Regions from separate parts of the Homo sapiens genome. Here regions 1, 3 and 4 are each linked to region 2. A link is a loop called in an ENCODE intact Hi-C map of the cell type or tissue named here. Cell type or tissue: CD4-positive, alpha-beta T cell. All regions are shown on one strand. Each heading gives the region's core, and the rest is flanking DNA. Links, peaks and the distances in the headings are about the cores only.

Region 1 (7,738 bases), core at 1,737-5,736, 210 kb after region 2:
TAGTCCCAGCTACTCAGAAGGCTGACGTGGGAGGGTCACTTGAGCCCAGGAGGTCAAGGTTGCAGTGAGCTATGATCATACCACTGCCCTCCAGCTTGGGAAACAGAGCAAGACCCAGTCTCTTAAAAAACAAACAAAAAACAAAAACAACAACAAAAACAAAAACTCTATATACACACATGTACATATAGACACACATCATTTGCAGTTGAAAAAAAAAATGGCTAAACTCTCCACAGCCTCATCCTATAAACACACAGCGGCAACAACTCAACTAGAATTCAAAGCAACAAATAAACACAAGACCAAACCACCTCCTGGCCTAGACCGCAAGTGTCTCTCCTGATCCCTGCCTGGAGTATTAAGAGAAATGCTGGGAACAGTCATTAACTCAGTGAGCTTTCATTTTTGCATAATAGAGCCCCCCCACCTTTTTTTTTTTTTTGAGATGGAGTCTTGCTCTGTCACCCAGGCTGGAGTGCAGTGGCACGATCTTGGCTCACTGCAACCTCCACCTCCCGGGTTCAAGCAATTCTCCTGCCTCAGCCTCCCGACTAGCTGGGACTACAGATGAGTGCCACCACGCCCAGCTAATTTTTGTATTTTTAGTAGAGACAGGGTTTCACCATGTTGGCCAGGATGGTCTCGATCTCTTGACCTTGTGATCTGCCCACCTCGGCCTCCCAAAGTGCTGGGATTACAGGCGTGAGCCACTGTGCCCAGCAACAGAGTCCATTTTAATCTAACCTAACTGTGCTGTCAGCTAAGCCTTTTCCTGGACAGGCTGTCTTCTAACATCTCGGCCTTTATATTAACCCAATTGTATCCTCTGCTCATTTCCATTATTTTCCCTGTAACTTCGTGATGACTTCTCAGGTTCTATTTGGGGTTTCCTTGCAGTATTTAATCTCTGAGCCTACACCATCCAATACAGCAGCCATTAGGCACATATAGGTACTGAGCACTTGAGATGAGCTCTTAGGTGTAAAATTTGCATCGTATTTAAAAGACCTAATAAGACATTTTTAACCATTTAAAAAATGTTACTTACACATTGAAATGAGACTATTTGGAGTGTATTGGGTTAAATAACATGTATTATTAAAACTAATTTCATCTGTTTCTTTTTACTTTTTCAATGTGGCTATTAGAACATTTTATTTTAATACTGTAAGTATTTCTTAAATTTCAACTCTTTAATTTTTTTATTTTTTTGAGATGGAGTCTCGCTCTCTTGCCAAAGTTGGAGTGCAATGGTGCGATCTCAGCTCACTGCAACCTCTACCTCCCGGGTTCAAGCAATTCTCCTGCCTCAGCCTCCCGAGTAGCTGGGATTACAGGTACCTGCCACCATGACTGGGTAATTTTTATATTTTTAATAGAGACACAGTTTCACCATACTGGCCAGGCTGGCCTCGAACTCCTGGCTTCAAGTGATCCGCCCACCTTGGCCTCCCAAAGCGCTGGGATTACAGGCATGAGCCACCACGCCCTGCCCAAGACTTTTTATTTCATTTTTTTCAATATTTTTCTTTTAGAAACTGGCCTCGCTCTGTCACCCAGGCTGCCAGGCTGGAGTGCAGTGGCACCACCATAGCTCACTATAGCCTCGACTTCCTGCGCTCAAGCCATCCTCCCAGGTCAGCCTCCTGAGCAGTTAGGATCCCAGGCACACACTGCATGCCTGGCTAAGTTTAAAATTTTTTCTGTAGAGATGAGGTCTTGCTATGTTGCCCAGGCTGGTCTTGAACTCTGGCCTCAAGGGATCCTCCCACCCTGGCCTCCTGAAATGCTGGGATTAAAGGCATGAGCCACTGAGCCTGGCAGTTTTTTCATTTCCACATTATTGTCTTAGTACTCTGAAACTGGTAAAAATGATTACTCTTTTCACTGTATTACCACTGTCATTGGTCTAGTGCAAACACTGTACATTGCTATTTGTAGTGGCTGGAATATTATTAATATACCTGGTATGTTTGCAAGTCTCTTCGCTTCCCAGTGGCAGCAGAACATAGTGGAGAAGCATGCTAGCGCCTCCATCCAGCTGTGTGACCTCAAAGAGGTGGTCCAACCTCTCTGATCTTCCTAATACCTACAAAATTGTACTGATCATTATAGAATCAGCTTGGTAAGTTTGTTGGTGAGTGTAAAACAAGTGTCTGGAGCATAGTGGATGCTCAATAAACATTTGACATAGTATTGGCAGCTGGGTGTTTGGTTCCCAATCAAGAATATGACTTGGGGGTATTGGATTAGATACCTTTCAAATCTCAATTTCTATGATTCTCTGGGATACAATGAAATGATAAAATGTACTTTCATTTTGGTTTTGCTAAAACCACTTGCACAGTGGACAGCTGCATGAAGGATGCTTCTGCCGGTCTTCATCATGTTACAGCTATCAGAACAATGAGGGGCTTCTTTGCAGAGCCTCCATTGATTTGTTTCAATAAATTAACTTCTAGGCCAAGCACAGTGGCTCACGCCTGTAATCTCAGCACTTTGGGAGGCCGAGGAGGGCAGATCACAAGGTCAGGAGTTCGAGACCAGCCTGGCCAAGAGACCAATCTGGCCAATATGATGAAATCCCGTCTCTACTAAAAATACAAAAATTAGCTGGGCGTGGCGGCAGGTGCCTGTAATCCCAGCTGCTTGGGAGGCTGAGGCAGGAGAATTGCTTGAACCCGGGAGGCAGAGGTTGTAGTGAGCCAAGATCGCGCCATTGTACTCCAGCCTAGGTGACAGAGTGAGACTCTGACACACATACAAAAAATTAACTTCTTTGGGAAGCATACTTCTGGGTAGACATCCACTAAATGGGACTCGAAGCAGATCAAGGAAATTAATGGACATGATTTTGTTTTGCAACCCCATAAAGGAGAATAAATAGATAACCAGATATTATGTGAAAAATGCTTCTGTGGTCAAATGTGTTTCCAAACCTTGCCTGCCTACTATGACCTCCTCTTAGAGATGCACAACACACTTCCTGCTTATTAATAGCTCAGAGCAGCTTTGTCCAATAGAAATATAATCTCTGTCCAATAGAAATATAATGTGAGCCACAGCTGAATGTAACATTTTTGACGTGGGATCATCTAGGTACCCATCAACAGTGGATTGAATAAAGAAAATGTGGTGTATATACACCGTGGAATACTATACAGCCATAAAAAAGAACAAGCTCCCGTCCTTTGCAGCAACAAAGTCGCATCTGGAGGCCATTATCCTAAGCGAATTAACACAGAAACAGAAAATCAAATACTGCATGTTCTCACTTATAAGTGGGAGCTGAACTTTGGGTACACATGGACATAAAGATGGGAACAGTAGACACTAAGGACTCCAAAAGGGGGAAAGGAGGGAGGAGGCAAGGAGATAAGGGCTGAAAACCCACCTGTTGGGTGATATGCTCAGTACCTGGGTGATAGGATCAATCGTACCCCAAACCTCAGGATCATGGAAATATACTAAACCTGAACATATACATCCTGAATCGAAAATAAAAGTTGGAGACAGAGTTGAGACTCTGTCTCAAAATAAATTTATTTATCTATTTAAAAAAATAAAAAGTGTTGAGCTTTTCTGATCCTAGGGCCAGAGAGCAGCAGGGAGAATAGTGTTATATTCAGCTGTGGTTTCTGCAGTGATGCCTGGCGCCCCCACAGCATTTAATATTTTGAGAGTGTTTAGCTCTGTTAATTCCTGCCTTTTGCAGGATATAGAGAAAGAAACAGAAGCACAGAGCTGATGAGCTGCTCCTCCTCCCCTGGGCCAGAGCACAGACTCCAGCAACAGGATCCTGACTCAGAGCATTAGGTTATGCTGCCTCCTACCGGCCATAGTGGGGATCTGCACAAAACCCACAGGTCTCATCTGGATTAATACACAGACTTTTTTAAAGAGCGGGGAGGGGAATCTCGTCTAAATATGTCTGCAGTCTCCAGATTGAGAAATGCCATTCTAAATCAATCAAGTGACAAAGTTCACATATCAACCAAGCCTCAAATTCTAAGAGGTGCTTTTCATGGGAGACCTTGCAAGGCAGGGTGTTTTCTTTGTTCTCAGGATTATCCACTTTGTGTATATTTTCCACAATAAACCTCACAGTCATGGTGACCTTTTGCCAGTCACCTGTCTACTTGGCTTTCGAAGCTGTTTATAACTCCATTCTTACAGAAACATACTTTTCCCCCAGGTTCTGTGAAACTGTACTTATTTCTCTCCTTCACCTTATATAAGTTTCTGTCTTTTCCCATCTAGAACAGGGGAGGATATCATTGCTGTGTCTCAACACTCTGTCCTTTACACTTCTTTTTTTTGTTGTATTTTTTTTTAGACAGGGTCTTGCTCTGTCACCTAGGCTGCAGTGTAGTAGCACAGTCATACCTCACTGCAACCTTGATCTCCTGGGATCAAGTGATTCTCCCATCTCAGCCTTCTGACTGCTGGGACTATCGGTGCACACCAAAATGTCCAGCTAATTTTTAAATTTTTTTGTAGAGATGTGGTTTTTCTGTGTTGCCCAGGTGGGTCTCGAAATCCTGGACTCAAGTGATTCCCCACCTCAGCCTCCCGAAGTGTTGGTATGATAGGCATGAGCCATCAGGCCTGGTCTTAAAATACTTTCTTTTTTTTTTTTTTTTTAAATAATGATGGGGTCTTCCTGTGTTGCCCAGGTTGGTCATGAACTCCTGAGCTCAAGCAATGCTCCCAACTCAGCCTCCCAAACTGCTGGGATTAGAGGCATGGGTGCCCAGCCTTTCTTAGTTTTTTAAAACAAATAAAATGTGTGCTGGGCGAAGTGGTTCACGCCTGTAACCCCAGCATTTTGGGAGATCGACACGGGCAAATCACCTGAGGTCAGGAGTTCAAGCAGCCTGGCCAACATGGCGAAACCTCGTCTCTACTAAAAAGACAAAAATTAGCCAGGCATGGTGGTAGGCGTCTGTGGTCCCAGCTACTCGGGAGGCTGAGGCTGGAGGATCGCTTGAATCCAGGAGAGAGAGGTTGCGGTGAGCCGAGATCGCGCCACTGCACTCCAGCCTGGGCGACAGAGTGAGACTCTATCTTAAGTAAATAAATAAATAAATAAATATAAATAAAATGTTATGAAGTTCAAGCATAACCTCTACTTCTGGCTTTTCTCCCTCCCTCCCAAAAGTCAGAATATCATGCATTTTATGTGAGTCCTTCTCATTCTGGTCATAGATAAACACATTCAGTAAGTATGTAGTAGTATTATTATTTAGTGTTTTCAGATTTCACGAACGGCATCATATAATGCATTTTATCTTGCACTTGTTCTGTTCACTTAACACTATGCTTTTTAATTATAGTAAAATATACACAGCATAAAATTTACCATTTTAGGCCAGGCACAGTAGTTCACGCCTGTTATCCCAGCACTTTGGAAGGCTGAGGAGGGCAGATCACCTGAGGTCGGGAGTTCAAGACCAGCCTGGCCAACATGGAGAAACCCCGTCTCTACTAAAAATACAAAACTAGCCAGGCGTGGTGGTGCATGCCTGTAATCCCAGCTACTTGGGAGGCTGAGGCAGGAGAATCACTTCAACCTGGGAGGCAGAGGTTGCCGTGAGCTGAGATCACGCCACTGCACTCCAGCCTGGGCAACAAGAGTGAAACTCCGCCTCAAAAAAAAAAAATACCGTTTTAACCATGTTAAGCGTACAGTTCGGTAGCATTAAGTACATTCACACTATTGGGCTACCATCACCACCACCGATCTCCAGGACTTTTTCATTATCCTAAATTGAAACTCCAAACTTATTAAACAGCTTCCTTAACATCGTTTTAAGGTTCCTTTATGCTGATACATTTAGAGTTGCTTCATAATTTTGACTGCTATATAGTATTCTGTGATATGAATGTGCAACATTTATTTTTTCTACTCCTTTTTTTGTTTTTGTTTTTTGTTTTTTTGTTTTTTTGTTTTTGAGACAGACTTTCGTTCTTGTTGCCCAGGCTGGAGTGCAGTGCTGTGATCTTGGCTCACCGCAACCTCCGCCTCCCAGGTTCAAGCAATTCTCCTGCATCAGCCTCCCAAGTAGCTGGGATTACAGGTGCCCGCCACCACGCCCGGCTAATTTTGTATTTTTAGTAGAGACGGGGTTTCTCCATGTTGGTCAGGCTGGTCTTGAACTCCTGATCTCAAGTGATCCACCAGCCTTGGCCTCCCAAAGGGCTGGGATTTCAGGCGTGAGCCACCATGCCCGGCCTTCTACTCCTTTTTCAATGAACATTTATTTCCGATTATTTGCTATTACAAACATCTTCGTATGCAACTCTGTGCACGAACATCCACCTAGAAGCGGCACTAATGAATCAGAGGATATATGTGTCTTCACCTCTACTAGAAAGTATCCAATTGCCCTCCAAAACAGCTTTACTGATGTACAGTCCTGCCCTGAGCATAAGAGACCTCTGATTTCCCCATGTTCCTCACAATATGTGATCAAGACTCACTGGACTTAATTTTTGCCAGTGCAGTGGCTGTAAAGTGATATCTAGCTTTAATTTGCATTCTCCTGATTACTGGTGAGGTTGAGCATCTTTTCGTGTATTTATTTATTTATTTAGAGACAGAGTTTCACTCTTGTTGACCAGGCTGAAGTCCAATGGCACAATCTCGGCTCACTGCAACCTCTGCCTCCGGGGTTCAAGCTATTCTCCTGCCTCAGCCTCCCAAGTAAGTGGGATTATAGGCGTGTGCCACCACACCTGGCTAATTTTGTATTTTTAGTAGAGACAGGGTTTTTCCATGTTGGTCAGGCTAGTCTTGAACTCCCAGCCTCAGGTGATCCACCCCGCTCTGTCTCCCAGTGTGCTGGGATTACAGGCGTGAGCCACCGTGCTCTGCCTCATGTATTTATTCGCAACTTAGATGGCTTCTTTTGTGAATTCCCTGTTCATAACTTTGTTATTTTTTGATTGGATATATTTTTATTGATTTTTAGTTCTTTACATATTCTAGAAAGTGTTCCTCCTTTGTTGATTATATGCAGTGTGACTATCTACTCTCATTCTGTGGCTTGTCTTTTTTTTTTTTTTTCGAGACAGGGCCTTGCTCTGTCACCCAAGCTGGAGTGCAGTGGTACAATCTTGGCTCACTGCAGCCTTGGCTTTCAGGCTTCAGTAATACTCCCATTTCAACCTCCCCAATAGCTGGAACTACAGGCGTGCACTACCATGTCTGGGTAACTTTTCTGTCATTTTTTGTAGAGATGGGGTTTCACCATGTTTGCCAGGCCAACCTCGAACTCCTGAGCTCAAACGATCAGCCCACATTGGCCTCCTAAAGTGCTCAGATTACAGACTTCAGCCACGGTGCCTGGTCTGGCTTGTCTTTTAATGTGGTTTAAGTACCTCTTTATTACACAAAAAGTGTAAGCTTTAATAGAGTCAAGTTTATCAAAATTTTTCCTTCTGATTTGTGCTTTTTGTATCTTAAGAAATCTTTCACAGGCCTAGTGCGGCGGCTCAAGCCTGTAATCCCAGCACTTTGGGAGGCTGAGGCAGGCCGATCACCTGAAGTCAGGAGTTTGAGACCAGCCTGACCAACATGGTGAAACCCCGTCTCCACTAAATTTCCAAAAATTAGCTGGGTGTAGTGGTGCATGTCTGTAATCCTAGCTACTCAGGAGGCAAAGGCAGGAGAATCGCTTGAACCTGGGAGGCAGAATTTGCAAGTGAGCCGAGATCTTGCCACTGCACTCTT
Region 2 (7,738 bases), core at 1,791-5,790:
GATGCCTAACATTACTGCTAATATAAACTATGAATGTCAGTATTTTTTTTTTTTTTTTTTGAGATGGAGTCTCGCTCTGTCGCCCAGGCTGCAGTGCAGTGGCACAATATCAGCTCACTGCAAGCCCCGCCTCCCGGGTTCACGCCATTCTCCTGCCTCAGCCTCCTGAGTAGCTGGGACTACAGGCACCTGCCACCATGCCCAGCTAATATATATATATATATATATTTTTTTTTTTTGTATTTTCAGTAGAGATGGGGTTTCACCGTGTTAGCCAGGATGGTCTCAATCTCGTGATCTGCCCACCCCAGGCTCCCAAAGTGCTGGGATTACAGGCGTGAGCCACCGCGCCCGGCCGAATGTCAGTATTTTAATTCCCATTTCATGTACGCCCTTTGTTGGTCTGAACTGCTCTGTGATTGAAAAAATCAATCTTATCTTCTGGCTGGAATTATGTGATAATTCAATCAACTACCAAATTAAAAAATGAAAGACACCCAGGAAAAGTTTATATATTATAAATTATAAATGACCCTGAAGAATCTAAAGTTTTTTTTTTAATGATCATTTTTGTAGATTGGTGCATTTCAATGACGAAGAACATGATTATGCAAATATTCATGTTGTGAACCTTGAGGGTGGGCTGAATATTTTGTGATTCACTTTTCCCTTTAAAGCACTTAGATTTCAACACCCTGGCCCTTCCTAACATCCACTATGCACTCCAACACCTAAATTTAAAATACTCCCAACCACTCATCAAAAGGTCCCTGCAGTAGACATAAAAACATTTACAAATATGAACAAGCTTTTCCCCATACCTACCAAACAGCATTCTATTACCTCCACTTTTCTAATTGTTTTTAAAGTTTCAATGATCATGAAATTTGCCATTTACCAAGCTAAGAACTCTAACTTACTTACACTACATCACATACATCAATCGTACACAACATCCAAATATCTAAGTCAGATATTCTGTGATGCACGGATTTCCATGGGTCCTGTAGACCCTCTGAGAGGACTCATGAGGTCAAAAGTGTTTTCTACAGTAAGGCATTATCTGCCTGCTCACTCTGATGACATCTGCACTGTAGGTGAAAAGCAATGGTAAATTTGCTAAAGCCTTAGCAAGAACCAAGGCAGTGACTCTAAACTGCCACTGCAGCCAGAGGGAGCCAGTTTCTCTAAACAAATTTACTCCTTATGATAAAGGAGTAAAATTACTATTTTTATTAAGTCTTGATCTTTGGCCATATCTTTTTAATATTATGTGACAAAACAGGAAAGATGCATACAACAATTCTCATTTATACTAAAGTTTGCTGGTTGTGTGGAGGAAAGTAATTGAGTTGCAAGCTAAACTGGCTTTTTCACGGAATACCATTTTTACACTTAAGAACACCCGGCAAACCATGGTTCTTCAGACTTGGGTATTTGGCAGACAACTTCCCCAAACTGAACAAAGTGAGCAGATCACTTCAAGAAAATAACTGATAATATTTGTTGCCTATGATAAAATTCCAGCTTCCAAGTGGAAATTAAGTGTGGTGAACTTAGATCTGTCATCAGGAGCCTGACAGTTTCCTAATGCTTACAGATGTTTCTCAGATCAGTGGATATTAAATGAAGTGATCTTTTCATATTTTGTAATGAAATGTGTCAACAGGTGGGAGACCTGCATAATTCAGTAACCCAATGTTTTCCAAATGATCGATCAGTGAGTATTTTTAACGTTTCTCAGTTTTAACTTCTAATATGGTAAATACGGATAGAAATAACACATAAACAAAAGTCCTTCAAGATCTTCAGTAACTTTTAAGAGTGTGAAGGGGTCCTGAGACCAAAAGCTTTGAGAACCAGCGGTCTAAGTTACTGCTACACAATAAAGTAAGGGAGATCATCTTCAGGAAGTTCCTAAATCATGTAATTCTTTCTCCCCCTTTTTAGTACCTTTCCAAAAGAGTCTTAGCATTCCCATCAGTGAAGAGCAGGCCTACAGACTTTTCATGTGTTGAAGAAGAGAGAAGGAGGAGGAATAGAATTTAAAAAATTGGGATTTACTATTAGAAAGGAATTTTATTACTTTTTTTTTTTTTTTTTTAGAGACAGGGACTCGGTCTCTCACCCAGGCTGGAGTGCAGTGGCACGATGATAGCTCACTGCAGCCTGAACTCCTGGGCTCAAGCGATCCTCCCGCCTTGGTCTCCCAAGCAGCCGGGACTAGACGCGCGCACCACCACACCTGGCTAGAAGGAATTTTTTTTTTTTTTTGAGACGGTGTCTCACTCTGTCGCCCAGGCAGGAGTGCAGTGGTGCGATGTCGGCTCACGGCAACCTCCGCCTCCCGGGTTCAAGTGATTCTCTGGCCTCAGCCTCCTGAGTAGCTGGGATTACAGGCGCGCACCACCACGCCCAGCTAATTTTGGTGTTTTTAGTAGAGACGGGGTTTCACCATGTTTGCCAGGCTGGTCTCGAACTCCTGACCTCAGGTGATCTGCCCACCAAAGTGTGGGGATTACAGGTGTGAGCCACCGCGCCCGGCGGCCCTTCCTCCATGTTTCAGTTGGGCACAAACCCTTCGTAAGGCGACAGAAGGGAACTCTCAGGAGCACTGGGGCACGTCCGCAGAATGCCAACAGGTAGGAGCGGGGATAGGGGGCAGTTAGGTAAACTGGAGGGAAACAGGGTCAGTCGGGGGAAAACAAACAAAGCCTCGGGTTTTCCTGCAATTCCCACACCTGCATCCCTAAGGCTCCCAAGTGGTTACCGGAAAGAAGGCCGTGAGTGTAAGTTGCCCGGGTCCTTGGCGTTTTGAACAAAGAATTGGACAAAACGCACAAAAAAAGTAACAAAACACAGGAATGAAGCAGCAAAAGTAGGGACTTATGAACGCGAGAAAGCACTCCACAGGGTGTGAGTGGGCCCGAGCAAGCGGCTCGAGGCCCCGGTTACAAAGTTTTCCGGGTTTTAGGTACTCCTTCTGAGGTCCCTATCAGCTACCCCGTATCTGGATGAAGGGTTCGGTCTGTGGCTAAAGACTGAGGTGAACTGGCGCCCTATGCAGATGAAGGGATGGCCCGTGATTGGCCCACGGCCAATGCAGGGCACGTTCCCTTCCCATCTGAGAGGTGGTGGAAAGGCAGGGATGCGGGGAGAGCCGCAGCCTGAAGCCTTTGCTACTCGGTGGTGGGAAGATGAGGATTTTTCTTTTGGTTTGGCTTTTGGACGTGGGCGTTAATTGGCCTCAGGTTCCCGCCCCCAGACCCAGGTGTTTTCCTTTTGATCCAGCTTTGGGAAGTCAGCACGAATTGTACTCAAGTTCCCTGCTCTCAGACCCTATTCTCCAGCCTCAACAGTGAGACGCCAAGGGTTGGATCTAAGGGGGCCTACCAGGGGTAGTGGCAGGACACTCGCTAAGCCCCGTCCCCGCCCCGAATCCTCTGAGTATCGTCACCCTCACCCCAAAACCCCGACACACATACTCTCACTCTTACATCCCGACCCCCACGACCGCAGGGTCCTCACCACCAGCAGGTTCCTGTCCTCCACCAGCTGCCGCTTCCGAAGGATCTCTGATTTCAGAATGTCCATCTCGCCGCCAGAATTTAAGCTCCAGTTTCCCGCTCCAGCTCCTCGAACCCAGCCTCACTGGGCCGGCGGCCGCGAACCCACTGAGTATACGGAACAACAAGCCCAAACACCTGAGAACAACTGACAGGAGCCGCTTCCGGCGGAAGCTGGGATGAGAGAGATGAGGGAAGAGAGTGGCCCGGGGCGCCTGTGGTGGCCAAAGCAGCTGTGCGTGAGTGCCCACTGGCGGCGCCCTCCGGCAGCGCGCCTGTAGTTTCCCCTCGTAGGGAGGTTTACGTGAACGTGGACGGAAACCCGGGTCTTTGTAGTACTCTCTGCACCTGCTAGTTGAGTTCCAAAAGCCTCTCGAAGAACACCTCAATAATGCCAGTTAAATCAAGATCTTTATTAACTGGAAATTTACATTAGGGTTTCTGAAGTTACTTGCTTGCAAAATTTGCAAAAGGATGAGAAAAATCTAAACAATAATACTAACTTGTAACAATAGAGTGAAAGGGCTGTCTGTTCATTACTAGCCTGTTAAATTTCCTGTGAACTTAAACGACTACAACCATTTAAAGCAGTTTGGAAGTCAATTTATCTTCACTCCCTCTGTTTTAGATTGCTTACCAATCTTGGTGATAATTGAACATTTACCTCAAGCTAACTAATCATTTTTTGGTCATGTGTTCAGCAATCAAGATTTTTCAGTGACATGATTGGAGATGTAATCAGAAATTCCTTTTTTTTTTTTAAATCCAACCCAAGGGAAAAAAAGTTAAATTGAAGAGAAAAATTATGTCAGAGATTTTTTAAGTCCCTAACATTTGTTTACAGTGGACTTATTTTTTTCATGTCATTGAAGCACGTTTAAAAATTGTTTTTGTGAAATCATAATTGAACAATATTTGACATTTCGTTTTTCTTACTCAAAAAAGGTAAGAAATATCATTTTGTTGAGTCAGCTGATAATGGGTAAAATGCTTTACAAAACAAAAAAATGAACAATTGAATTATTTCAATTTAGAAAGTCTTTTGTGGGGGGTGATACTTCATCTAAAAGATATCTGAGGCCAGACGGGGTGGCTCACCCCTGTAATCCCAGAACTTTGGGAGGCCGAGGTGGACAGATCACCTGAGGTCAGGAGTTCAAGACCAGCCTGGCCAGCATGGTGAAATCCCGTCTCTACTAAAAATACAAAAATTAGCCAGGCGTGGTGGCAGGTGCCTATAGTCCTAGCTACTCAGGAGGCTGAGACAGGAGAATTGCTTGAATCCGGGAGATGGAGGTTGCAGTGAGCCGGGATCATGCCACTGCAGTCCAGCCTGGGTGATAGAGCAAGACTTTGTCTCAAAAACAAAACAAAATAAAATAAAATATACCTGACTTTTGCCAGAAATAAGCCAACACAGGAAAATGTCCTTGAACTAAATATGGCAACACTCTTGCATGAATATGGGTTTCCCTCACTAATCAATGAGCAAATAATAATTTATTAGCATTTTCCTGATTTAGGGATTAGGGATTGTTAGACACAAAAAAAACCTGAAGGGTTAAGACAGATGACAGTAACAGCAATGGAAGTTTACAGAGAACACAACGGCTGGCTACCTGGGAAACTGTCAGTGTAAACCAGAGAAGTTACTAGCTACAGTTAACAGCCTCCCCTTACATTTTAGACTTTCATTGATTTCTACGTTTATGTAAACATGTGCACTGAATCCTGATTAAGGCCTGAGATCAAAGAGTGATAGAGAGAAATACTTGAACAAGCAACTGACAAGCAAGCTTTTCCATTCAAAAGGAAGGAAAAAAGATATCCAGGAGCTTTTAGAAATACTTAAAAGAGGCCGGGCACAGTGGCTCACGCCTACAATCCGAGCACTTTGGGAGGCCAAGGCAGGCGGATCAGCTGAGGTCAGGAGTTTGAGACCAGCCTGGCCAACATGGTGAAACCCTGTCTCTACTACAAAAATAGCCGGGCTTGGTGGCACACACCTGTAGTCCCAGCTATTCAGGAGGCTGAGGCAGGAGAATCGCTTTAACCCGGGAGGCGGAGGTTGCAGTGAGCCAAGATCGCGCCACTGCACTCCAGCCTGGGTGACAGGGCAAGACTCTGTCTCAAAAAAAAAAAAAAAAAAAAAAAAGAAAAGAAAAGAAACACTTAAAAGAACAAATCGCCGTGACCCTAAGAGAGACCATATTCATTTAAAAAAACATGCATCCCATTTCATCACAATCATTATTTAAAAAGTGAAATATTGGGACTGGGTACAGAGGCTCACACTTGTAATCCCAGCACTTTGGGAAGCCAAGGCAGGAAGATCACTTGAACCCAGGAGTTCAAGGCTGCAGTGAGCATTGATCGCACCACTGCACTCCAGCCTGAGTGGCAGAGTAAGACACTGTCTCTAAAACAAAAATAAATAAATGAGAGATAAAAATGAAAAATTGGAAACAACCCAAGTGTTCTAAATGGAGGAATAGTTAAATAAAATATAGTTTATACACACAACCAAATAACATGGCATCATTAAAAACCATGTTTTTAAAAATTCAATGGTATGGGAATGCTCATGATACAATGTTCGGTCCAAAAGTAGCATAATGAAACTTTATAGCATATAGTCTCTGCTTTTTAACAAAAACATAGACATATGCTTCTTAACAAAAACATATAGACGTAATAAAACATTGATTGGAAGGAAACATACCAAAATATCAAGTTTTTATCTGGACAGTAGAACAATTGGGGATTCTTATTTTCTGCTTTTTACCACAATTTGGTACAAATCTCATAATATGGGGGGAAAATTCAGGTATCAGTCTTTTTCTGTTTAATTATTATTTAGACTATTTATAAATTTTCTAGCATGTCTATTTTAGACATTGTATATGATAAATTTTGAAGAGTATAAAAGAAAGCAAAGAATTAGATAAAGAATTTTTTAAATTTCCATAGTTATTCAATCTAATATTTAAATATCTTATATATGAGCTCTATACTACATTAGCTTCTGTGACCTAAACCAAAACATAGACCCTGCCCACAAAGAGATAGCCAGTTAGTTGGGGAATCAAGAAATAGACCTTAAAAAGTTAAATTTTGTAAGATTTAATAGTGTATATGTGGCTATAATTTCAGAAATTAAAAATCAGTCATCTTCTAAAAGAAAAAAGGGTAAAAATCAGTACAGGATTGATGAGATATTCCTCTGTAGAGGTAACTCATCCTAGGAAATTATTTGTCATTTCTGGAGACTGGAGGGAAATGCCAAATTGAATCAGGATCACCTGGATTTGTTTTGTGGCTGCCCTAAAAGATGGAATGTAACTTAAACAGCAAAGAAAAGCTCTATGATTCAATACAGTGGCTCTCAATCCTTAACATGCTTCAGGATAACCTGGAGGACTTTTTGAAACACAGACGGCTGGTCCCCAACCCCAGAAATTGTCTTTCCATAGGCTTGGGGTGGGACCCAAGATTTTGCTTTTTGAACAAACTCCCAAGGGAGATGGATGCTGTTGATCCAGGGACCTCATTTTGAGAACTGCCGACCTAATATATTATTTTGTCATCTCCTGCGGGGGAAAAAGTGCATTTGCAGTCTGAAATGCAGTCTGCACAAGTCTTCAGAATTGGAGCAGAGCGGGAAGGCTGGTCGGTGGTGTCTGCAGCACGGTCACAGGCACCTCAAAGGGCACCCGTCCACTCCCAGTAATGCTGCTTCTGGGAATTTCCTAATGGCAAGGGAGCAGGCTCCCTCCAGATCCAGCCACCTTTACAAAACTGCTTTGTAGGGTTAGACCACAGAGAATGACTTCTCCAATCTGGGACAATCAGAGTCCCTTCCCTAGAAAACTAAAACTGGAATGGAGTGGATCCTTCCAAGACTCAGGATATATAAAATGTGAATTCCAGAGTGATAGCCACTTCAGCCAGGCTGGTGCATACCGTCCCACAAGAGCCAATTGTTACATTTTTGAGAATTTTGTGTCAGTTGTCAAACTTAGCAATTATTAAAAATCAAATGAGTTTACTTGTAATCAAATAAATCATATTATAAACGAAGTTAATAAATACACAGAACCTAATTCTTATTTTACTACATTTTTACTCTTATGCTCTTGGAGTTATTTATGACTGTTGTATCTTTGTGGTGG
Region 3 (7,092 bases), core at 3,093-7,092, 230 kb after region 2:
TGCTATTACTTCAGCCTGTGCTATTGTTTCTTTAAACTTTTATTTAAATTGACTCACTTTTGTTCTGAACAATAATGTCTGTGAAATCACAGGTTTTATGTTTCAGTTAAATCCTTCCAGTGGGTGTTGAAATGAATACCCCTAACTACAAAAATAAAATATTCTTCCATGCCCTACTTAACTCATCCATGCACACCCACGAATGAAGACCAGACTTTTTGAGAAATGGAGCCACAGGCAACGGGAGCTACTGCGCAGTTTTAAGCAAGGAAAGGACATGATCAGGTTTGCCTCTGATAAATGTCATTCCAGCCGCATGGATCATTTTGGGCTGATGGAAATGAGCAAAACAGCAAAAGACCGTAAATAAGGCTAAGTCCACAACAGTGGGGATGAGAGATGGAGAATATCAAGGTGGTAGAATTGACTCAGAATAGGGACTGGAAAGAGAGGGAGGAGTTCAGCATATGGGCCAGGGTTCCACCACGTGCAACACAGGAGATTGTCCACCAGCCAAGAGAGTACATAGTCGGGGGTGATGGGACAGGGAGAGTGGGAAGGAAAATGATTATTTTGGTCTGGAACATGTTGAATGTGAAGTGTTTGTGTAACACTCAAGTAGGTGCCCAAATGCCTGTGTCTGGGGTCTGGGAACCAGGAATCCTTTAAGGCAGTGTTGTCCACTAGAAAGTGGATGTGACCACATGTGTCATCTTAAGTGTTCAAGTGGCCCCATTTTAAAAAGTAAAAAGAGGCCGGGCATGGTGGCTCACACCTGTATCCCAGGACTCTGGGAGGCCGAGGCAGGTGGATCACGAAGTCAGGAGTTCTAGAGCAGCCTGGCCAACACAGTGAAACCTCATCTCTACTAAAAATACAAAAATTAGCCAGGTGTGGTGGGGCACAGTGGCTCACGCCTATAGTCCCAGCACTTTGGGAGGCTGAGGCGGGTGGATCACGAGGTCAGGAGTTCTAGACCAGCCTGGCCAACACAGTGAAACCTCGTCTCTACTAAAAATACAAAAAATAGGTGTGGCCAGGCATGGTGGCTCACGCCTATAGTCCCAGCACTTTGGGAGGCTGAGGTGGGTGGATCACGAGGTCAGGAGTTCAAGACCAGCCTCGCCAACACAGTGAAACCTCGTCTCTACTGAAAATACAAAAATTAGCCAGGTGTGGCTGGGTACGGTGGCTCACGCCTGTAATCCCAGCACTTTGGGAGGCTGAGGTGGGTGGATCACAAGGTCAGGAGTTCAAGACCAGCCTGGCCAAGATGGTGAAACCCCATCTCTACCAAAAATTAAAAAAAAAAAATTATCCAGGCATGGGGGCGGGCACCTGTTAATCCCAGCTACTCGGGAGGCTGAGGTAGAGAATTGCTTGAACCCAGTAGGTGGAGGTTATAGTGAGCCGAGATCGCCCACTGCACTCCAGCCTGGGTGACAGAGCGAGACTCCATCTCAAAAAAAAAAAAAAAAAAAAAAAGGTTAAAAGAAACAGGTGACATGAATTTTAATTGTGTGTGTGTGTGTGTTTGAGATGGAGTCTTCTTCTATTGCCCGGGTTGCAGTGCATTGGTGTGAACTTGGCTCACTGCAGCCTCCGCCTCCCAGGTTCAAGTGATTATCTTGCCTCAGGCTCCCCAGTAGCTGGGATTATAGGCACCCACCACCATGCCTGGCCAATTTTTTTTTAGATGGAGTCTTACTCTGTCGCCCAGGCTAGAGTACAGTGGCACGATCTCGGCTCACTGCTACCTCCACCTCCTGGGTTCAAGTGATTCTCTTGTCTCAGCCTCCCAAGTAGCTGGGATTACAGGCACCTGCCACCACACCTGGCTTATTTTTTTGTATTTTTAGTAGAGATGGAGTTTCACCATGTTGACCAGGCTGGTCTGGAACTCCTGACCTCAGGTGATCCAGCCGCCTCAGGCTCCCAAACTGCTGGGATTACAGGCATAAGCCACTGTGCCCTGCCTGAAAATTTCAAACAAAAGAGTGGGACTAGCAAATGCTGGAGGCTGGGTGCATGGGCTCCAGACGTAGCCCAAGCTCAAATCCTGGTTTCACTACTTACAGCTGGGCACTGTGGTAGCACTGCCCACGCCATTGACATCTGACTCACTGATCTTACCCAAAGCTGCAGGGGCCAGCCCGCTGAGAGCATCCCACCTCAATCACCTGCCTGCCCAGCACTCCAGGGCAGCTCTGCTGGCCCTGAAGTTCTCAGTCTTGTCCAGTCCAGTGAGAGGACGTGCGGGGAGTTCCGGGGAATTAACATCCAGGGGCAACCCTTAACCACCAAAGGACAGGAGTCAGTGGATAGAGCCGTGGCTTCTTTTCCTGCCAGTAGCATGAGTTTAAGGGGACAGATTTGTTGCTATTGCTGTTGAGACAAATTATCACAAACTTTGTGGCTTTGTCAGAGGCATTTGAACCAGATCAACTCCATCTTGAATGGGAGCTGGGTAAAATGAGGCTGAGACCTACTGGGCTGCATTCCCAGATGGTTAAGTCATTCTAAGTCACAGGATGAGATAGGAGGTCAGCACAAAATCAGGTCATAAAGACCTTGCTGATAAAACAGGTTGCAGTAGAGAAGCCGGCCCAAATCTACCAAAACCAAGATGGTGATGAGAGTGACCTCTGGTTGCCCTCATTGCTACACTCCCACCAGCACCATGACAGTTTACAAATGCCACGGCAATGCAGGAAGTTACCCTATATGGTCTAAAAAGGGGAGGCATGAATAATCCACCACTTGTTTAGTATATCATCAAGAAAGAACCATAAAAATGGGCAACCAGCAGCCCCCAAGGCTGTTCTGTGTATGGAGTAGCCATTATTTTATTCCTTTACTTTCTTAATAAACTTGTTTTTTAAAAATACATACATAAAATTAAATAAACTTGCTTTTGCTATTTTGCTTTGCACTGTGGACTTGCCCTGAATTCTTTCTTTCTTTTTTTTTGAGACAGAGTCTCACTCTGTCACCCAGGCTTGAGTGCAATAGCACAATCTCGGCTCACTGCAACCTCCACCTCCTGGATTCAAACGATTCTCCTCCCTCAGCCTCCCGAGTAGCTGGGATTACAGGCGCCTGCCACTATGCCTGGCTAATTTTTGTATTTTTAGTAGAGACAGGAATTCACCATGTTGGTCAAGCGGGTCTCGAACTCCCGACCTCAGGTGATCCACCCGCCTCGGCCTCCCAAAGCGACGGGATTACAGGCGTGAGCCACCGCACCCAGCTTGCCCTGAATTATTTCTTGTGCGAGATCCAAGATTCCTCTCTTGGGGTCTGGATCAGGGCCCCTCTCCTATAACAGCTTGAATTATGATCTGACAGTTCTGTGGACCAGAAGTCTGACACAGATATCATTAAGCTAAGATCAAGCTATCAGCTAGATGTATTCTCTTCCAGAGGCTTTAAAGGAGAACCTGCTTGTCTTTTCCATATTCTAGGGGGCACCTGTTTTCCTCAGTTTGTGGCCGCTTCCTCCATCTTCAAAGCTAGCAATGTCAGTCTAATTCTTTCTCACGCTCCCATCTCTCCAGCTCTCTATTCCCTCTTCCACTTTTCAGGAGGCTTGTGATTACCTTGGATCCACCTAGATTATCCAAGATAACCACCCTATTTTAAGCTCAAATGATGAGCAAATTTTTCTTTAATTATTTTAAGAGACAGGGTCTCTGTCACCCAGGCTGGAGTGCAGTGGTACAATCATACCTCACTGTGTCCTTGAACTCCTAGGCTCCAATAATCTGCCAGCCTCAGCCTCCCGAGTAGCTGAGACTAGAGGCATGAACTACAACACTTGGCTCTGATCAGTACATTCAATTCCTGCAACTGAAATTCCTCTTTGCCTTGTAACATGACATAGTCACAGGCTCTGGGGCTTGGGACATAGACCTACTGGAGTTCGTCATTCATCTGCCTGCCCTAGGGGGTCCGTACCATTTCTCAGAGCAGCCTCAACAGGGCAGAGTCCCAGGTGCCCACGGTTGGTAGGCCACTCTAACATTCCTTCCGGCTTTCTCCTTTCTGTTTCCTCCTGTCTGCTTCATGACTTATGTTTCCTAGGATCACCTCCCAAATTAACTAACTCCCTTCTCCCTAATCCTTGTCTCCAGGTCTACTTTGGGGGAGCCCAAACTAAGACAGTGACCTTGGATAAATTACTTAATTAGTCGGAACCCTGGTTCCCATCCCCATGAAAGGAAAACCTACCGCAGGGGACTGTGGGGAGAATTCTAAAAGCAGTGCTTTAAAACACTGTGCAGTGGGGTATGTAGTGAATCCTCAACAAAGGTTAGCTATTGTTGGAGGGGTGGAAGTCAGGGTACAGGCAGGGACCAGCCTGGGACCGGCAGAGGGCAGTCCTGTCTCTGAGACACTGACCCTGGAGGTCAGAGGAGTCTAGTGGGGCCAGGGAAGGGTGGGGGAATTACAGGGTTTCCCCTGAGGACATGAATTCTTTTCTGTAAGGTGCATCTGCTCTTGAAGGCAGCAAAGTGTGAACCAGCCCTTGGGGAGAATAATGAACATCAGGAATAACATACTCAATGATTTCTGAGGTGTCAGAAAAGCCCGGCTGGCACTGGGGGCTGACATGCCCATCATGGCAGGATCTCTAAGTTCTGAGTTTCCTCCAGCCCAGTGGAAGGACAAAGAAGGCAGGTAGAGGGGCTTAAGTTTGGACATGTGGGGGTGAACATGGTCAATGAAATGGGTTGAGGTGAGATGAGGCTGCAGAACTACCCTCAGACGGTCCAAGCTGAACAGAATGAAACGGATCCACTTCAGGAGACTGGTGGCCCCCATGAAGTTAGAGTGTGGGTGTCCTATGTAAAGAAGGGAGAGGACTCAGGGACGGGGGAGAGGGTGTTGGTGTTTAAGATTTCCAGGGTTAGCTAAGCATGGTAGTAGTCCCAGCTACTCAGGAGGCTGAGGTGGGAGGATTGCTTGAGCCCAGAAGTTTGAGACCACCTTGGGCAACATAACGAGAGCTCATCTCTAAACGAATAAAAAATGAAAGATTTCCAGGGCCGAGAAGGTTCACAGCACGGCCAAGACAATGGGTGTCTAAAGTGGAGTTAAGGTCAAGGTCATCAGATTTGCACATCCATCATCTAGCAGGTGCTATTCCTGAGAATGGACCCTCTCCATCCCCTGGGATGACAGAGCAGGGGCCACTTTTGAATGGGCATGATTCAAACCATGCAGGGGAGTGACACTTCTGGCAGCAGATGGTGGCAGTGTTGGATGGCATGAGCCCCGAATGAGAAGGGCAGGTGACAGGAAGGTGATGTCACTGGAGCTGCTTTTCTGTTTTGGGGTGAGCAGGATGTGGGGTATAGAACAGGCAGCCTCTCGTCCCTCTGGGTTTCAGAGGAAGTGGAATTCTTAGGTCAGTGTTCTTCAAAAGCATCAGAATCACCCAGGGAGCCTGGCAAAATGGGGATTCTTCACATCCCTTCCCCACCACATACACCTCCGACCTGCTGGAGTCTTTTCCCATGGCTGCCATAACAAAGGACCGCAAGCTGGGTAGTTTAAATCCCGGAGGCTGCTAGCGGGAAGCCAAGGTGTCGGCAGGGCTACGCTCCCTCTGAAAGCTCTAGGGAAGAATTCCTCCTTGCCTCTCCCAGCTTCTGATGCTGACGGCAACCTCCGCTGTAGCTTGTAGCTGCATTGCTCCAACCTCTGTCTCGGTCTTCACATGCATGGCCATCTTCCCTGTGTCTCCTCTGTGCCGCTGTCTCCAAATCTTCCTTTTCTTTTCTTTCTTTCTTTTTCTTTTTTCTTTTTTTTGAGACATCTTGCTCTGTCACCCAGGCTGGAGTGCAGTGGCATGATCCCAGCTCACTGCAACCTCTGCCTCCTGGGTTCAAGCGATTCTTCTGCCTCAGCTTCCCGAGAAGCTGGGATTACAGGCATATGCCACCACGCCCAGCTAATTTTTGTACGTTTAGTAGAGATGGGGTTCGCCATGTTGGCCAGGCTGGTCTCAAACTCCTGGCCTCAAGTGATCTGCCCACCTTGGCCTCCCAAAGTGCTGAGATTACAGGCATGAGCCACCACGCCCAGCCCAAATATTCCTTTTTTTCTAAGAATATGAGCCATAGGATTTAGGGCATATCACAATTGAGTATGACTTCATCTTACCTTGATTAAATCTGCAAATATTTTATTTCCAAGTAAGGCCACATTCACAGGTATGGGGGGCAGTGAGGATTTCAACACACCTTTTGTGGTGGACATAATTCAACCCATTGTATCTGCTAGCTGTAATCTTTCAAGTGAGTGAAGCTGGTAAATTAGTTCTTTTTGTTTTGTTCTGTTTTGTTTGAGACAGGGTCTTGCTATGTTACTCAGGCTAGAGTGTAGTGGCACGATTACAGCTCAATGTAGCCTTGAACTACTGGGCTCAAATGATTTACCTCAGCCTCTGAGGTAGTTAGGACTATAGGCATGCGCCATCACACCTGACTACTTCTTAAATTTTCTGTAGAGACGCGGTTTCATTATGTTGCCCAGGCTGGTCTCAACCTCCTGGCCTCAAGTGATCCTCCTGTCTTGGCCTCCCAAAGCCCTGGGGTTACAGGCACCCTGAGCTACCCTGCTCAGCGGTAAACTGGTATTTTTAATAAGCCCCAACCAGACAATGCAACCCAGGAGAACCATCTCTTGGACGGAACCAGCAGAGCCTGAGAATCCAGCGGGGATGGCTCCCTAGAATGGGGTTCTGGTGAGCCCGGGAGTTGCGGGGGAGCGTAGGACTAGCTCAAAGCAGTACCCAAGGAAGAAGCTCTCATCACCGGCAAAGAAAAGGATGCATGACTCTGCCAGATGATCTGGGCCAAGGCTGTAGTGTGGCCCTGGATGAAGTAAGGCATCTGTGGCTTACGGCCTCTGCGGCAGAGAACTGCTTCCCGGTGAGCTCGTGGTGGGTGGAGGCGGGGAGGAAGAGTCGGTTCTGAGGATGGTGGCCTCCCACCGACGCAGCGGGGATCGGCCTCTGTCCCGCCCAGCCACTTGATTTCCAAGTTCTGCAGAGCTCTGTCCAAGGTCTCTTTCACTTTTTTCCTG
Region 4 (7,738 bases), core at 2,345-6,344, 190 kb before region 2:
GACGCTATTGTCACTTTGAGACAGTTTCTTTTTTAAAAAAAATTGTAAAATGCACATACATTTACTATCTTAACCATTTTGGAAAATATTTTTATATTTCCATAGGTTTTTGGGGAACAGGTGGTATTTAGTTACATGAGTAAGTTCTTTAGTTGTGATTTGTGAGAATTTGGTGCACCCTTCACTCGAGCAGCATACACGGAAGTCAGTTTGTAGTCTCCGCCATTTTTAAGTGTGCAGTTCAGCGGCATTCAGTACACTCACAATGTTGTATAACCATCCCCACCGTCATTCACCCAAGAGCTCTTTTCATCTGCTAAACTGAAACTCTGTACTCATTAAACAACTTCCCCTTCCCCGTTTTCCTCAGCCACTGGCAACCACTACTTTTTGTCTCCATGAATTTAACCACTCTAGTACTTCATATAAGTGGAATCATATATATTTGTCCTTTTGTGTCTGGCTTACTTTACCTAGCATAATGGCCTCAAGGTTCATCCATGTTGGCTGTGTGTGGTGGCTCATGCCTGTAATCCCAGCACTTTGGGAGGCCGAGGCAGGCGGATCACCTGAGGTCAGGAGTTTGAGACTAGCCTGGCCAACATGGCGGAACCCCATCTCTATTAAAAATACAAAAATTAGCCAGATGTGGTGTTTTGTGTCTGTGATTCTAGGTATTTGGGAGGCTGAGGCAGGAAAATCTCTTGAACCTGGGAGGTGGAGGTTACAGTGAGCCGAGATCATACCACTGCACTCCAGCCTGGGCAACAGAGCAAAACTCTGTCTCAGAAAAAAAAAAAAAAAAAAAAAAAAAGGTTCATCCATGTTGTAGCGTGTATCAGAATTTCCTTCCTTTTTTTTTTTTTTTTTTTTTTTAATTTTTAAGACAGGGTCTCTCTCGCCCAGGCTGGAGTTCAGTGGTGCAATCTTGGCTCACTGCAACCTCCACCTTCTGGGTTCAAGTGATCCTCCTACTTCACCCTCCTAAGTAGCTGGGACTACAGGTGTGTGCCACCTCACCCAGCTAATTTTTGTATTTGTTTATGGAGACAGGGTTTCACCATGTTGGCCAGGCTGGTCTCAAACTCCTGGGCTCAGGTGATCTGCCTGCCTTGGCCTTCCAAAGTGCTGGGATTACAGAAGTGGGCCACCACGCTTGGCTGCCTTCCTTTTTAAGGCTAAATAACATTTTATTGTCTGTGTAGATCACCTTTTGTTGATCCATTCATACATCAAAAGGCACGGGTTATTTCCAAAACCTTTTGCCTATCATGAATAATGCTGTTATGAACATGGATGTCTAAATATCTCCTCGAGACCCTATTCCCAGTTGTTCAGGGTATATACCTATAGGTGGTATTGCCAGATCATAGGGTACTTCTATTTTTCATTTTTTGAGGAGCCATCCCTACTGTTTTCCATAGCAGCTGCACCATTTTACATTTCTACCAACAGTGCCCAAGGGTTCCAGTTTCTCCACATCCTCTCCAACATTTGTTATTTTCTATTTTGCTTTATTAAATTGATGACCATCCCAATGGGTGTGAGGTGTATCTCATTGTGGTTTTGATTTGCGTTTCCCTGTAGACTAGTGATGTTGAGCATATGTCCGCATGCTGTTGGCCATTTGTGTATCTTCTTTACAAAAATGTTTGTTCAAGAGATGATTCCTAATTGAGAGCGACAGCCCCTTGTCCTGTATCCAATTGCTCCATAAGCTTGTAGTGTCTCCTTTTGTGGGATGACCCAAAATGCCTACACCCCTTTACAGCACACACCTCCTCCCGGGGAAGATGGACTTGCGGAATATCACTGAGGTTAGGAACTGCGACTAAAAGAACATTTTTTTTTTTTTTGAGACACAGTCTCACTCTGTTGCCCAGGCTGGAGTACAATGGCACAATCTCAGCTCACTGCAGCCTCCGCCTCCCAGGTTCAAGCGATTCTCCCGCCTCAGCCTCCCGAGTAACTGGGATTACAGGTGTGCACCACCACGCTTGGCTAGTTTTTGTATTTTTAATAGAGATGGGGTTTTGCCATGTTGCCCAGGCTGGTCTCAAACTCCTGACCTCAAGTTGATCCATCCACCTTGGCCTCCCAAAGTGTTGGGATTACAGGTGTGAGCCACCTTGCCCGGCCCTAAAAGAACATTTTAAAAAAGAAACACCCACTCCACTGGCTACCCCCGGCATGCACATAACGAATGCAATGAATGTCTCATGAATGCAATCTCCGTCACACCCCCTTAGGGCTGCTCATTAACAGTAATAGACAAGAACGGTTCATTCCTACAAAGTTCACATGATGTGTAGGCTTGTTGCTGAGTGCTTTATGTGAATTGTTTAACTGAGTCTTCACAACGCCTTTTGAGATAGACACTGCTTTTTTTTTTTTGAGAGTGAATTTTGCATAAGTTTATTGATGGTAATTAATTTGGAGGCCAAAATGCATTCTACCTTGAAATAAATCAAATAATACTAAACCTAGGATTTCCCCTTACTCTAAAAATGTAATTAACAAGAAGCGGAAGAGTTTGAGGTATACACCAGCTGACTAATGTAGGGCCACAGAAAGCAAATTAACAGATGTTTTTCTGAATTCACAGCTTAAGTTCTACCTCTTACCTGGGTAAAATGTCAGGGACTCGTCTGAAGTCCTGAAGTGTGAGGATTAGTTAGAATAAAAGTTCTACTAAGGAATTTAAGGGTAGTGCATTCAGTCAGGGCAAATTCCAGATGGACAAACCAGAGAACTTTCAAGTGAAGATTTGATGGGTTTAGCCATTCCTGTGATCTCAGTAAGGAATTTTCTCTTGGTTGTCAGAACATTGATGGAAGATTAAATAAGTCTTTTTTTTTTTTTTCTTGGAGATGGAGTCTCACTCTGTAGCCCAGGCTGTAGTGTAATGGCATAATCTCGGCTCACTGCAACCTCTGCCTCCTGGGTTCAAGCGATTCTCTGCCTCGGCCTCCTGAGCAGGTGGAATTATAGGCACCAGCCATCACACCTGGCTAATTTTTGTATTTTTAGTAGAGATGGGGTTTCACCGTGTTAGTCAGGCCGGTCTCGAACGCCTGACCTCATGATCCACCCACCTTGGCCTCCCAAAGGGCTGAGATTACAGGCATGAGCCACCACACCCAGCCAATTCTTTTTTTAAATAAATAAATAAATAAATGTAAAGCCCAGAGTGTCCTGAATTTTCTAAAAAGTGTTTTATTATTATTATACTTTAAGTTCTGGGATACACATGCAGAATGTGCAGGTTTGTTACATAGGTATACATGTGCCATGATGGTTTGCTGCACCCATCAACCCAAGAGATAGATGCAGCCTTTTATCCCTGTTTTCCCAGTGAATGAAGATGAGATCACATGCCTAATGAATGGCCAGGCTATGGTGCACCCTGGAGGGAGGCTCTCCTCGTGCGCTTGTCTGTGAGGTGTTCGATGGATGGATTCAAAGGAGTCTAGGGAGATACCGCTGCCTGGATTTTAAAATGTAATTAAACTCAGGCCCTAGGGATTGCAAAAACCCATTAAACCTTAACACACACACAAACACACACACACACACACACACACGTTGGAATGGTAGTATCAGCCATCACTTTCCTTCTGTAACTACCTCAACACATTCACTGCACAGAATAGTTCCACCAATTACAAATGTTCAGAATAACGGAGGGCCTGGTAATGATCAAATTCAGTTCTGTGAAAAGACCTCATTTTGGGACAGTTGCTGAGCCAGGACTTAAACTGGGCTCAAACCCAGCACACTAAGAGGACAGCATTTTGGGGTTTTGCCGAATGGAGGGAAAAGATACCATAATGCAGTTCCAGGTACTTTTAGATTCTTTCCTCTAAGACCCCACTTTCTCATTATAAAGTGGAAATAATAATACTGAACTTACATACAGATTGTAAGAGTATCAGGTTTTTTTTTTAAATAAATGTGAAAGCGCTTTGAAACCAAGTTCAGAAATGAAAGGTGAGCAGTCTCCACCAGGTGGCAGCCTTGGGCAGCGAAGTAAATGCATGGCAAGGCTGAATCCGCGAAATCACTCTCCAGCAGGGCAAGTAAAAAATTGTCCCCGGCCCACGCCTGTAATCCCAGCACTTTGGGAGGCAGAGGCGGGTGGATCAAGAGGTCAGGAGTTCGAGACCAGCCTGACCAACATGGTGAGATGCCATCTCTACTAAAAATACAAAAGTTAGCCGGGCGTGGTGGCAGGCGCCTGTAATCCCAGCTACTCGGGAGGCTCACTCAGGAGAATTGCTTGAGCGAACCCGGGAGGCTGAGGTTGCAGTAAGCCGAGATCGCACCATTGCACTCCAGCCTGGGTGCCAGAGCGAGACTCCGTCTCAAAAAAAAAAAAAAAAAAAAAAAAATTGACCCAAAGCCTACTTGGGCAGACGCTTGGGGAAAGGGAGAGGAGTTGCGTTCAGTACTGTCTTGTCCCAAATGCTGAGCTGGCACTGAAGGCCTCTGAACATCATGCACGCCTAGGACTTTGCGATTCAGGGAAAATTAAAAAGAATAAATGTCAGAACTAAATACTACAGATGCCCTGAGTGGAGGTGATGACACCTTTGCAGCCAGCCACATTTAGGTTCAAGGTCCCGACAGCATCAGCCCACATGCTGAATGTCACTCCAGAACCCAGCCCTCTCTTCTCAAAATCTTTCCTTGGGCTTGGGCACATAAATGACCACAAATGACCAAGGGACAGCATCTTTCAAGTTGATATAGGAGACCAAGTCGCATCCCAAGGCCCCCTGTCTCCCTCCTGTGATCAAGAATAATATTTTCATTTGTACAAATTGCCATTTAAATTTTTTATATATACTATGATATTTGAGCCTCAGCATCTCTGCGTGAGATGGAGCGAGAATCGCTGGCTTTCCAGAGGAGGAAGTAGGTACAGAGAGGCTAAGTGACTCAGAGACAAAGGACTGGGGGATGGCTGGATAGCCTGTGTAACCTGTGTCAGTGTAAAGATCATGAAAGGCACTGCTGAGTGGTTGACAGTTCAGCTTTTGCTGCCGGGCAGACCCAGGTTCTTTTCCCAGGCATGCCCCTTGGTAAAAGGGATAAATGTGGGCACCTCCTGTAACGTCTCCAAGCTTCCCTTTCCTCTCTAATTGAGCAAGGATGTTATAAGGCTCTAACCACAACCTTCTTGGGAAGATTCAGTGAGATAAAGCATGCAAAGTTCTTAGTCCCATGCCAGGCATGTGATTAGCTCGTTGGATTTAGACCCGAGTTTTTTTCTCTTGGCTGTGATTCTCTTTGTGCCACCCACACAGCCCCCTGGTGCTTTGGGGACCTTGAAGAGCCCAGAGGGTAGTGTTAGACCCAGATAACCCATCCCGATGCTGATACCCGGATGCCTGGGTTTACCCAGCGTAGGTTTAGTATCTGCTCCCTCCCTGTCTCTTGGGGAACGGTTCCTACTGTATGTTAAAATCTAAGTTGTCAAGGTAAAATAAGCCGCTTATTTCTGCTTTTTCAAAGTTCAATTTCATTCACTTTTTAAAGTATTAATATTTGTTTCTATCAAAGTAATAGATGACATCATTTAAAAGTCAAATGGTTCCACAAGGCTGATTATGACAAACAGCTTCCTCCCTGCAACTCCTGCCACTTGCAACAGTTTTAGCTGTTTCTTCTAGTATTTGCCTCCATATAGATAAATAATTGACACAGGGCATTATTCCTTGATTGATTCACTTTTAGGTTGTTGAATTCCTGTTAAAAATGGATGAAGACGGCCAGGCACAGTGGTTCACACCTATAATACCAGCACTTTGGGAGGCTGAGGTGGGAGGATCACTTGATCTTAGGAGCTTGAGACCAGCCTGGGCAACCTAGTGAGATCCCATCTCTACAAAAAACACAAAAATTAGTCGGGTGTGGTGGCACATGCCTGCAGTCCCAGCTTCTCTGGAGGCTGAGGTGGGAGGATTGCCTGAGCCCCAAAGGCGGAGGTTGCAGTGAGTCCAAGAGTCCAGATCACACTACTGCACTCCAGCCCGGTGGACAGAGCGAGACTTTGTCACAAAGAAAAAAAAAATAAGGATGTAGATTTAGATTATAACCACCCACATTTTATTTCCTTTTCCATTTTCTTAGTATGGTGATAGCATAATTCTGGCTTAAAGCCGTAGTCATAAGCATGACATTATCGTGACTAATCCAAGTAGTATCCTGTGGTTGCAGCTCGTTTTTTAGACAACCCATTGTTTTACCCAAAGGGAATACTTGCCTTGCTTTCACTTATTTAGTTACTACATACCCTTCACTTTTCTCCCAAAAGTTCCTACAGATTCTCAGATGTCTACCAATATTAATTTCCAGCTACGTCGGGTAGTTCTCGTTCCTCTTTGGTTTGATTTTGGTTGCTGTGGCAGCTGCTACTGCTGTTGTTTTTCCAGGACCTCCCTCTTAGACTCCTCCAACCTCCTGCTCCAGCCTGGACTTGGTCTCATGCAGAGTCTCAACCCGGGATGCCGCATCCCCATCAGGGTCTTTCCTTCTCCCTCGTTCTGTATTGGGTCCTCTCTTTCCCGGATCCGGAGTCTTCCTGTTTTTTGTTTTACACCATTGTTTCGCTGGAGAACATCCTGCAATCAATCCAGAGAAAGCGCATATGGGAAGTAAAATGTTTGGATACTGGCATATCTGAAAAAGTCTTTATTCTAGCTTTGTATCTAATGAATAGTTTGACTGGATATAGAAATATACAAAAAAAAAATTTCTCTCAGAATACCAAAGGCGTTGCTCTGGAAAAGCCCACCATCCTATCCATTGTATGTGACACCCCCTTGGGCTCCCCAACAATGGGATCCTTTGGGAACTCCTTTTTGCTCCTTCTGATCTAAAATTTCAGGATGGGTGCCCTGATGTGGGTCTTTGTAAATCCATTGTACTCTGTGTTCGATGGGCACTTTTAGTCTGGAGACGTGACATGCATTCTTTTTTAGTTGTGAGGTTCTTTTTGGATTGTTTCTTTGACATCTTCTCCCCTCTTGCCTGTGTCCTCTCTTTCCAGAATTCCTATTTATCAAATGCTGGGCATGGCCTCCCACTCCTATACTTGTCTCTCCAGCTGTCTATCTCTGTCTTTTTATTCTACTTTCTGGGAGGCTTTGTCAGTATTTACTTTAATCTCTTCTCTGGACTTTCTAACCTTTGCCATTATGGTTTTGTTTTTTGTTGTTTTTTTTTTTCTTAAATTTCTAAGAGTTTCTTTATATTATCTGATTTTTTAATATTATGCTATTATTGTTTCAGGAACATAATATCCTCTCTTATCACTCTGATAATATTAGTTATCATTATTATTCTATGTTTCCTTCCAGCTCTTTTTTTCCAGTTTATTTGTGTTGGTCTCTCTTTCCTGTACGAGGCTTCCTCAGTTGTCTGCTGGCCCTGGTCTGTTGCTTCACACTTAGAAACTAAGCAGATGCTCCATTTCAGGGTGGGATGGTCCCCCAGTGGGTGTCCCTGTGACGTGATCCCGTCGCAAGCTGGTTCTTTCCCTGGGGAACCCCGAATATCAGTGTCTTGGTATCTGGACATCTTTCCTCTCTGGCTCTCCATTCTCTCCAGAAAAAACCCTTCCCTTCCTGCCTGGGACATGTCCTCCCACATCCAGGGATCGGGAGGGAACAGTCTCCACACTGGGTATAGAATTCCATGTAATTCCTGCACTTCCGGTCCACTTCATCCCTGC

Evidence for each region. A loop is a pair of places that touch in the nucleus more often than their neighbours do. Peaks named below come from ENCODE experiments on the same cell type or tissue, not always from the same donor. Only the 100,000 strongest peaks of a DNase experiment are listed, where the experiment ranks them.
Region 1: it touches region 2 in a loop (9-fold over the local background); 46 of 110 quality-filtered maps call a loop at or near these places.
Region 3: a loop joins it to region 2, with 5 times the contacts of the local background. A loop is called at or near these places in 10 of 110 quality-filtered maps.
Region 4: a loop joins it to region 2, with 19 times the contacts of the local background. A loop is called at or near these places in 12 of 110 quality-filtered maps.

Annotation. Positions count from the first base shown.
Region 1 is chr10:13,368,163-13,375,900 of GRCh38, reverse strand. No RefSeq gene overlaps it. Among named protein-coding and RNA genes, the nearest start is that of SEPHS1, 24 kb to the right of the region's middle. In CD4-positive, alpha-beta T cell, for the core only: CTCF peaks have their summits at 3,617 and 3,817 (motif pointing left); a DNase peak (open chromatin) is centred at 3,830.
Region 2 is chr10:13,582,943-13,590,680 of GRCh38, reverse strand. It overlaps PRPF18 (pre-mRNA processing factor 18), which reads right to left and starts at 3,716. Exons shown (of 10, transcript NM_003675.4): 1 at 3,529-3,716. The coding sequence starts at 3,594. RefSeq lists enhancers at 2,651-3,246, 3,422-3,761. In CD4-positive, alpha-beta T cell, for the core only: a CTCF peak has its summit at 3,838; a DNase peak (open chromatin) is centred at 3,770; H3K4me3 peaks cover 1,670 bases.
Region 3 is chr10:13,350,001-13,357,092 of GRCh38, reverse strand. No RefSeq gene overlaps it. Among named protein-coding and RNA genes, the nearest start is that of SEPHS1, 5.3 kb to the right of the region's middle. RefSeq lists a silencer at 1,528-1,681 and an enhancer at 7,033-7,092. In CD4-positive, alpha-beta T cell, for the core only: no CTCF peak of the experiment used is centred there; DNase peaks (open chromatin) are centred at 4,392, 5,282 and 6,982; H3K4me3 peaks cover 488 bases; H3K27ac peaks cover 1,984 bases.
Region 4 is chr10:13,774,445-13,782,182 of GRCh38, reverse strand. All of the region lies in intron 6 of FRMD4A (FERM domain containing 4A), which reads left to right. Among named protein-coding and RNA genes, the nearest start is that of PRPF18, 190 kb to the right of the region's middle. RefSeq lists an enhancer at 6,788-6,957. In CD4-positive, alpha-beta T cell, for the core only: CTCF peaks have their summits at 3,788 and 3,992 (motif pointing right); a DNase peak (open chromatin) is centred at 4,032.